Regions from separate parts of the Homo sapiens genome. Here region 1 is linked to region 2. Evidence: read pairs that join two places in POLR2A ChIA-PET (ENCODE). Cell type or tissue: A673. All regions are shown on one strand. Links, peaks and the distances in the headings refer to the core of each region. The heading gives the core; the rest is flanking DNA.

What was found. Peaks named below come from ENCODE experiments on the same cell type or tissue, not always from the same donor. Only the 100,000 strongest peaks of a DNase experiment are listed, where the experiment ranks them.
Region 1: POLR2A ChIA-PET joins it to region 2 with 5 read pairs; 2 of 35 experiments call an interaction of 5 or more read pairs at or near these places.

The regions. Positions count from the first base shown.
Region 1 is chr15:76,377,801-76,382,989 of GRCh38, reverse strand. SCAPER (S-phase cyclin A associated protein in the ER) reads left to right here. Exons shown (of 32, transcript NM_020843.4): 28 at 1,375-1,612. It also overlaps the pseudogene TRK-CTT16-1. Among named protein-coding and RNA genes, the nearest start is that of ISL2, 44 kb to the right of the region's middle. In A673, for the core only: no CTCF peak of the experiment used is centred there; a DNase peak (open chromatin) is centred at 2,529.
Region 2 is chr15:76,502,330-76,507,518 of GRCh38, reverse strand. SCAPER (S-phase cyclin A associated protein in the ER) reads left to right here. Exons shown (of 32, transcript NM_020843.4): 24 at 2,545-2,660. Among named protein-coding and RNA genes, the nearest start is that of MIR3713, 82 kb to the left of the region's middle. In A673, for the core only: no CTCF peak of the experiment used is centred there; no DNase peak of the experiment used is centred there.

The DNA.
Region 1 (5,189 bases), core at 712-4,711, 120 kb after region 2:
CTCAGTATTGTGTAGATCATGCCAAATTAAAGGAAAACATTGAGTAGAAACTTATAACTTGCCTTCCTGAGAAAAATCAGAGTGTCATGAAGAAAGAGCAATAAGATACCTGAGGTTTTGTGCAGTGATTACAAGTGGCTATAGCAACTCCAGACCTTACATCTAGAGGAAAAAGTGATGACTTCTTCCCAAGCGTCTCAGCAAAAGTATCTCCCTCTACCCCATTAGCTCTGATTGTGACGTGTGGCATCCCTGAGTGATGCTCAACAGCCAGAGAAATGTGTGGCTTACCTTAGGCCTGGGCACCCTTGAGCCAAAGTAAATGGGGAGGGAGGTCTATGTGAAGCATATTGGCTATGAGTTAAGGAGAGGTGATTCCTTAGAAATCTTTGTACAGTTTCTGTTTAAAAGGGTGAATGCTTGGCAGCCATGTTTACTATAACTGCCTGCTCTTGGCCTCTAGATGCTTCACATATACCTTAATTCAGAATTGCCTGGCTACCTCAGTTGGTAGAGCATGGGACTCTTAATCCCAGAGTCAGTGGGTTCAAGCCTCACATTGAGTGGTTCTACTTTTTTTTTTTAACACCTGTGAAAAGAAGGGAAAAATTAAAAAAAAAAAATAAAAGAAAAAAATAAAAAATACCTTAGTTCAAGGATGAGGTAGATTTAGCATACCCCTGCTGCTTTACTATTGATTTTAGGAATTCATTTGCCACTGCCATTGTCTCTTCTTGCTCTTCTGTAACATTACCTGCCATGGTAGCTAAGCTGACTTCATCTGATTTGTGTAGACCTAATCCAGTACTTGCTTATTCTTGGGACTGTGGCTTCTACAACCTGTCCTGCCTGTACTCCTCAATGTTGGAAAAGGGGCTTCAATAGCAGCTGAAGAATCTCCCTACCACAGTATACCAACACATTACTGGGTTTTTGAGGCCTCATGCTTTCCCTAATAGCTGCCTTCCCTAAGAAGAGTGCCTTTATATATCCAGAAAGGAAGCTAGGAGTGTTTTTGGCCTCTGAGTCCCAAAAGCTTTCACAGACTCTGTCAACTTTGCCCAGACCCAGGATACTAAACAAAGTGAGGTTATGTAGGCTATAAAGTGTGGGAAGGGTGGTTGGCAGCCTCAGCACTGGCTGCAGAGTGCTCAGTTGACACTGCTGCAGCAGCCTGGTCTTCCAGGAGAAGAAAAAGCCACAGTGCAGTTGGTGGGGAGGGCTGCATTTATTCCTTGAAGTTTCTTGTTACCATACTATACAACTCAGATGGTTTGTTTTTAACGGTCTGCTTGTCTTGTTTCATTTAACCTATACAAATTGCTAACATCCATTAAGTAGTTTTTCTCAAAGAACTGAATGTTTCTTTGTCAGGTCATACAGCATATTTGACAATAATCGCCAGGATCCCACAGGGCTGACAGCTGCTCTTCAGGCAACCGACCTGGCTGGAGTTCTTCATATGCTCTACTGTGTCCTCTTCCATGGCACCATCTTGGACCCCAGCACTGCCAGTCCCAAGGAGAATTACACTCAAAATACCATCCAAGTGGCCATTCAGAGTTTACGTTTCTTCAACAGCTTTGCAGCTCTTCATCTGCCTGCTTTTCAGGTACCAAGTATTGGTTTATATCGATGTTAACCAATCAAGAGTTAGTATTTTAGTGTAGATAGGATGTCAGATTCTTCTCCTGAATTGGGGCATAAGGAATAAACTACAATAAATGGAATTATAATATATATTATAATTTATTAAACTACTATTTTCTGGGAACTGTATTAGATGCTCTATAACATCTAGCATTCTCATTTATTCTCATAGCTACCATGCAAAGTATTATTATACCCATTTTACAGATAGAGAAGCTGACAGTTAAGTAATGTGCCCAAGGTTACATGTTTGTGAACCAGGACTAGTAACCATGACTCTCCCACCCCAAAGCCTATGTTCATCCTTTGCCATGCTGCTATTTATAAATCTTTTGTCTGGAATTCTTTATATCAGGACATTATCATCTCATCAACTTTTAAATATTAAGGAAAGTAATGGTTTCTTACGTAAATAGAACCAAAATTAGATAAATTGATTGATATGACTTTCTACGGATGGTTTAGCTGATTTTGTGTCCAATGTAAAGTGTATAACTAGCTTTACAGGGATTTGCATCTTTAGCTATGAAGTTTTTATAGCTAAAGAAAGAAGAATTGCTTTATGCTATAACACCAGACTGTCAGCCTGGAAACAGATTTTTTTTTTCATGTAGGAAATTTAATTTTCAAAAACACTGAACCTTTGGAACAGAGCAAGCCCCAAGGAATAGACTTTCTCTTTCAGTTTATTAACTGTCAAGTGATTTCATTAAAAAAGGAACAAATTTGGCAGATGATGAACCCATAATTTAGATGAATTGCTTTGCTCTGAGGGAAAAAGGTTATAGAGAAACAAATGTATGAAAATAGTGGACTTTGCCATTCTGAGATGAGAAGAATACTTCTATATTGTAGCTGATGACAAATGTGCCATTCTTTAATTGATGTCTTCCTGTCATTTTGTTCAAAAAAGGAAACTTGTGACTAAGTTGTATCATTGGATCTAGTATCTTTCAACTTTGTAGAATTAGTTTATCTGTCACAAGAACAGAAATCCCTTCCTTTGGGTTAATGCTTTTCTGTCTCCAGAGCAGTTGAACTAGCCTTAGGAGGTAACTGACTGCACAATACGTAGAGTTCTGGGAGGTTACAGCCACATATAAATGAGAGATATCTGCTCCAAAAAATGTCAGTAGTTCTTGCCTCAGGGTTGAACATAACATCTGTGTTTTATGAAGACGTAAGCCCACCGTATTCTGTCTGGAAACAGTTTGGAAATCAGGGAACCTTAACTTTACATGCTCAGGATATGGAGTCCACCAGTCTACCCATCAGCTGCGTCGAAAGGGAGTGATTTCTTTTGTTAACAGATTATGGAATAGCAAATATCTAAAAACTGTCTCTTAGCTTCCTGTTTCACGGGTCTTCTTGGCCAACATTTATACTGCTACAGGGGACTCCATATCATAAACAAGCATCTAGGATAAGTCAGCTGTTCGGTCAGTCACTCCATCAGGGAGCCCTAGGTCCCTGCTCCCTGCCCCTCTCCTCCTGTGAACTTGTGGCCTGTGCAGGCTCACTCACAAAGGCGCACCACTGAACTTCACCAGACCTGCTCCCTAGTGCCTTTAAGCCTAAAGGGCTTAATAATGGGCGATAATGTCAAGTGATTTCATTAAAAAAGGAAAAAGAAAAAAAAAAGGAAAAGAAAAAAATCAAAAAGAAAAATCAAAAGCCTATTTCTGGAATCCTTTGTGCCCAACTAAGATAAAAACATTTCTCCTTTCCAGATCCTTGCTATATCCATCTTGAAACTTATCCCCTACTTGAGCCACTTTTGCCGAAAACAGCAGGAATAAAACCAGAGTGGTTCAAGAGGGTTCAGCTATTCTCAAAATCAGGGTCTCTAGGGATAAAAAGAAATGAAATAACAAAATAAATAAAAAATAAATAAAAAACAATTATTCTCAAAATCAAATGCCCTGGCTCTCATTTGGAATGTCCTTTCTTGACTGGTTCTCACAATTCTCCAGTACCTTTTCTTCCTTCTTCTCATGCAACTCTATATTTCCTTCTCAGTTCTTTCCTTCCTGTTTTTTCTTCTTTTGTGTCTCTCTCCTGTCTCTCCTCTCTTATCAGTCTTGCCTTTACTCTTTCTCATTCTCTTCCTAGCTGTAGTTTCCAGGTACCCTTTACCCTTCATGTTTCTTTCTGACTCTTCATCAGCATGTGAGGGGACCTAAATGCCCAGAATTTCTAGCATCGGGGCCTTTAATATACCAATGACTACGTATTTTTTCTTAATTACTTTTATGCATTTAAAAACAAACAGATGAGCTTAGTGGGGGAAACAATTATTTCTGATCACAGATTCTAGGAGTTCAGAATTCAGATGGGGCTTATCACAGTGGAAATGGTTTGTCTCTGCTCCATGATGTCATGGCTACAGCTAGGAGCTAAAGTCATCTGGAGGCTCTTTACTGTCATGTTTGATGCCTGGGATGACTCAAAGACAAGATTCACCTAGGACTGGTGGCCAGAGCATCTACTACTGCTTCTCCATGTGACTTGGGCTTTTTAAAACACTATGGTGTCTCGATTCTGAGTGGGAGTGTCCTAAGAGGAAGCTTCCAGAAAGCAAGAGTTCCAAGAGAAACCAACAAAAGCTACAGGACTTTTTATGACTTAGCCTCAGAAGTCATATACTTACCTATCAACCATACTTTATTGGTTGAATCAGTCATAAGCCTTCCATATTCAAGGGAAGGGAAACATAGGCTTCACCAGCTAAAGCAACACATCTGTCTACATAGACACCATTTATGTAGATGGACGTGATCAAGAATATAATGCTTAAGTAAATTAAATACATAGTATTTGTACTGTATAGCAACGGATGAGTTTTCCAGAAAACTACTATTTTTGTGATAGTTATGGTCAGAGAAACTCATATTCTAGTTCATCAAAACAACTTACATGTCAAAAGTGAGATTTTAGGATCTATGTATGTAAAGGACAGGAAAAGAGATTTTAAGTGGAAAGAAGGAAGGTGTACATCTCAGCATGATCTGACCTCAGAAAAATCTGAGAGACAATTTATGAATTGCCTGGGAGGCTCAAAGGAATTGAAGAAAAAAACTGAGATAAATTGTCTGACCTGCTGCAGAGTTAGACAAGATGATATAAGACATGTTGATGATTTGGGTTCGAATGCATCACAAGAATACAGAGCTGTTACAGGGAGGCATCCTCATTAGACCCCTGAATCTGGAGTCAGAATGACCTGACTTTGAGCCATCACATTACCTCTTCAAATTGTATGACCTTAGACAAGTCATTTGAACACTTAAGACTCCATTTCCTCATCTGTAAAATAGAGATTAAGAACACCTACCTCACAAGACTATTTGAGGATTAAATATGATTGCATAAAAGTGCTGTGCTCACTAGCACATAGTAGGCCCTCAGAAAATGTGAACTGACTGAGTTTCTGAAAAGAAGAATTTACCTAAACAGACATGCTGAGTCAGAAGGTTGGAAACTGAATGCAGCATTCCCAGTGCTCCTTCACCCTTCTTCAAAGCCACAAACCTGTATGC
Region 2 (5,189 bases), core at 704-4,703:
AAACCTCAGTATTTCAGCGTTTCAAGGCTGTGGAATGCTATTAGAAGAAATATAAGGTGGTGATGTAATAGAGGGGTTGTATTAGTTTGCTTGGGGCCTGCCATAAGAAAGTGCCACAGACTGGGTTGGTTAAACAACAGAAATTGATTTTCCCTCGGTTTTAGATGCTGGAAGTCCAAGATCAAGGTGTCAACAGGTTTGGTTTCTCCTGACACCTCTCTCCTTGGCTCATGGATGGCCACCACTTGCTGTGTCCTCATGTAGCTTCTTGACTGTGCAGGTGTAACCCCAGTGTCTCTTTCTCCTCTTATAAGAACGCCAGTCATATTGGACCAGAGCCTACTCTAACGGCCTCACTTTTAACTTAGTTACCACTTTAAAGATCTTCTCTTCAAATACAGTTATATTCTGAAATACTAGGGGTTGGGACCTCCACATATGAATTTTGAGGGGGGCACAATTCAAGTCACAATAAGTTGCTATCTTATTTTTTACATATATATTGCATTGATTCTACCTGTGCTTAAAAACATACAGTGTAGCATAGAATTACTCTTCTCTTCCCCATGCCAAAGAAATGCAAATAACTTGGAAATGTTATTTCCCACAAGAATTATATACAGATCGTAAATTGCATAGAAATAATCATAGGTTTAGTTCTAAAATTGTTACTTAATGTTCTCCCAAAATAGCTGAAATGGTATTTTTTAAAAAGGATACAGCTAAAATGATTAGATATTAGATTATCTTTTATTGCTGAAGACAAATATTCTAGTAGAGGGAATCTTTGTGGAAGTCTATATTGTTAGGTGGTAATTAAGATTACAATGTGATAAAGATGTGATTTTTAAGTAAGTGTTGCTAAAAATGTATATATAATTTTTTTCCTTTGCCTGGAGTGCTTCTTCTCTTCCCACTTTCTTTTACATGTCTTAAAACTTCAATTTTCTCAGAGAAGCCTATCCTGACCCTTTCCCCATTATATAGTTGATTCCCCCATTATTCTCATAGAGAACCTTTTATCTTTCAAGGTACTTATAATTAAAATCACCTTATTTATAACTATCTGATTAGTGTTGGTCCTAGCCACTCATTTTTTTTTCTAATTTTTAATTTTTGTGGGTACATAGTTTATATATGTATTTATGGTATACATGAGATATTTTGATATAGGCATACAATGCTTAATAATCACATCTGAGTAAATGGGGTATCCATCACCTAAAGCATTCATTTTTTGTGTTACAAACAATCCAACTATATTCTTTTAGTTATTTGTAAATGAACAATTAAATTATTATTGATTATATTCACGCTGTTGGGCTATCAAGTACTAGGTCTTATTCTTTCTGACTATTGTTTTGTACCCATTAACTACCCTCACTTCCTTCCCCATTACCCCGTCCCCCCCACTACCCTTCTCAGTCTCTGGTACCCATCCTTCCATTCTCTATCTCCATGAGTTCAATTGTTTTAATGCTTAGCTCCCACAAATAAGTGAGCACATGTGAAGTTCGTCTTACTTCACCTGGCTCATTTCACTTAACATAAGGACCTCCACTTCCATCTATGTTGTTGCAAATAACAGGATCTCATTCCTTTTTATGGCTGAATAGTACTCCATTCCATATATGTACTACGTTTTCTTTATCCACTCATCTCCTGATGGACACTTAGGTTGCTTCCAGTTCTTGGCTATATTGTGAATAGTGCTGTAGTAAATATGGGAGAGCAGATATCTCTTAGATATATGGATCTCCTTTCTTTTGGGCATATACCTACCAGTGGAATTGCTGGGTCATATGGCAGCTCTGTTTTTAGTTTTTTGAAAAATCTCCAAACTATTCTCCATAGTGATTGTACTAATTTACATTCCCACGAACAGTGTATGAGAGTTCCCTCTCCACATCCTCACCAGCATTTGTTACTACCTGTCTTTGGATAAAAGACATTTTAACTGGGGTGAGATGATATCTCACTGTAGTTTTGATTTGCATTTTTCTAATGATCAGTGATGTTGGGCACCTTTTCCTATGCCTGTTTGCCATCTGTATGTCTTCTCTTGAGAAATGTCTATTCAGATTTTTTGCCCATTTTAAAATTGGATTATTAGATTTTTTCCTACAGAGTTGTTTGAGCTCTTATATATTCTGGTTGTTAATCCCTTGTCAGATAGATAGTTTGTAAATATTTTCTCCCATTCTGTGGGTTGTCTCTTTGCTTGGTGGATTGTTTCCTTTGCTGTGCAGAAGCTTTTTAACTTGATGTGATCCCACTTGTCCATTTTTGCTTTGGTTGCCTGTGCTTGCCATCTACCAATTTTAAGCTTCATGGAGGACAGCAACCATATGTTTTATGCTCACTCCTTTTGACCTATATTTCCTAGTACTGAAACAATTAGCAGTGAGTAGCATTCAGCAAATATTTATAAAATAATATTTGTAGAATAGTTGAACCATCAGTATGTTTCAGACTACAGATATCATTTGGTTATAGTTTAATGCCTGGGAAATTGGGCTAACTTCTGTTTGTATTTCTGTCTAGAATGTGGCAGATCAGATTGCATTTCAAGCTGCTGGTGGATTAACAGCCCTTGAACACATCCTTCAAGCAGTAGTCCCAGCCACAAATGTGAACACAGTTTTAAGAATTCCTCCTAAGTAAGTATAGTTTCTTAATCTATTTTTTACGTTTCATTTGTGAGTCATTTCTGCCCTATGGTTTCCATATGGAGAACCACAAGAAAATTGTATGTGTATTCAGGGTTGAATACCAAAATCTTACACTCCCCATTAGGGAGAAAAACAGAGGTGCTCAACGTCACTTACGAAACTCAAATTGAGCCTAAAAAGCCTTATAAAGGAAATCTCTTTGGTCTGTGATGTGCTCTAATCTGAAATCAAGAAGAATTGATGAACTCTTGAGCAATTCTAACTGCTTCCAAAAATTGAGCAAAATAAATAATAGTAACAGAAAGCTAACTTACTGTGTTACATGTGAAAAAAGAGGTGAGTAAGTACATTAGCAAAAGTCTGAGCTGTGAAATTGCAAGAAGTTCCTACCATACAGGAAGAGCAGTCAGAGGCGAAGAGTGCCATAGTCTAGCATCCCAGCCAAATTGCTGGGAACTGAGTTGCACGTTGGTCTTTAACGGTAAATTGCTTTCCTGTTCTCTTAAGTCCCCCTTTAGTCCCTGGCCACCTGGGGTATAGCAGCAATGTTGTTTCAGAAGTATTGTGTTCCTGGGTTGTAACGTCTGCAGTTTCTGGGTATTTTGTGGAGACTCTTATTTACAGAGTTTAAATAAGAGGTTTTAATAAAAGTTCATTTAGGCAGGGCGCAATGGCTCACATCTATGATCCCAGCACTTTGGGAGGTCAAGGCAGGAGGATCACTTGAGGCCAGAAGTTCAAGGCTAGCCTGGGCAATGTAGCGAGACCCCGTCCCTACAAAACATTAACAAATTTAGCCAGGCATAGTGGCACACACCTGTAGTCCCAGCTACTCAGGAGGCTAAGAAAGGAAGGATCACTAGAGCCCAGGAGGTCAAGGCTGCTGTGAACCATGATTGCATCACCACATTCTAGTCTGGGCAACAGAGCAAGACCCTGTCTCAAAAAGAAAAAAAAAAAAGTAAATGCTTCATTTGTCCATTGGATACAACAGGAAAAAAAATTCCAAGAGTATGTTATCTTTTTTTTCTGAGAGGCATTTGTATTAAAAAGAAATAGCATTGGCTTTGGAGTAGGACAAACATGGGTTCTAGTTTTACCTCTGCCAGGCTACTAGCTAAGAAAATTTGAGTGAGTGCCTTAATTTCATTGCATCTGTTTCCTTATTTGGAAAAATAAATGTAATCATATTCACCTCGTGGTGCTACTATGGGACCGGTTGAAATAACATATATGAGACCTCTTTGTAAACTGTTAAGTGTTCATTATAGTGTATATTTGTATATTATAATGTAAAGTTACATTATAAATGTTAAGTGAGAGTTTAGACAGTGCTAGCTACCTGACATGAGATATTTCTAAGTACAAGCTTTTGACATTAAAGATAATTTGGATTCCTTTCCTCTATTCACAAAGATTAATGAAGAATGGTATAGGTATTCTTTAAGTCAGGAAATCTTTCTGTGGAGCAGAAAGCTCCCCATCAGGCAAGTTATAGCATGCATAGTGGTTTTTATAACCCAGAAGGGTTGCTATTCCTTATCAATATGGACTTTATTTACAGGGTGTTGCTGGGCAGGTTATCTTCACTTACTGTATGTTAATTGGCAGGGAGGAAGGTAGAAAGGAAGAAAGGAATGAAATATAATAAATATTTGAAATAAGAAAGGAAATGATATTGATTCTTTGGGAGAGTGCTTTGATAACTGTTAATAATTTATATTGTTCATCTTAAATTCACCTGGAGGTTTTTTGTTTTGTTTTTGTTTTGTTTTGTTTTGTTTTGTTTTCTGGTAGGCTTCAACGTGCATGACACTAAGCTCTCTGATTGGTAACCTGGATTAAATGCCTATTTCCCAAAAGCTGCTATTGTCATTGTGACAGAGTATGTTGTTCTGGTGCTTATCTCTGCCTCTTGTTTAGGAAATGGAAGAGGCGTCCACAGTTCCTATAAAGACCTAAGCAAGAATTAGCACACTTCCTTTGCAAAGGAGCTGTGGAATCTTGAGAGTCCAGACCAGTGCCCTGCAGCTGGTCAGCACTAGCTGACCCACAGGGTCAGGATTAAGAGCTTGTTCCTTCATCTCACTTTAAGCCAATAGATTTGTGTTTTCTTTTCTTTTAAATTATACTTTAAGTTCTAGGGTACATGTGCACAACGTGCAGGTTTGTTACATATGTATACATGTGCCATGTTGGTGTGCTGCACCCATTAACTCATCATTTACATTAGGTATATCCCCTAATGCTATCCCTCCCCCCTCCTCCCACCCCACGACAGGCCCCGGTGTGTGATGTTCCCCACCCTGTGTCCAAGTGTTCTCATTGTTCAATTCCCACCTATGAGTGAGATCATGTGGTGTTTGGTTTTCTATCCTTGCGATAGTTTGCTGAGAATGATGGTTTCCAGCTTCATCTATGTCGCTACAAAGGACATGAACTCATCCTTTTTTATGGCTGCATAGTATTCCACGGTGTATATGTGCCACATTTTTCTTAATCCAGTCTATCATTGAT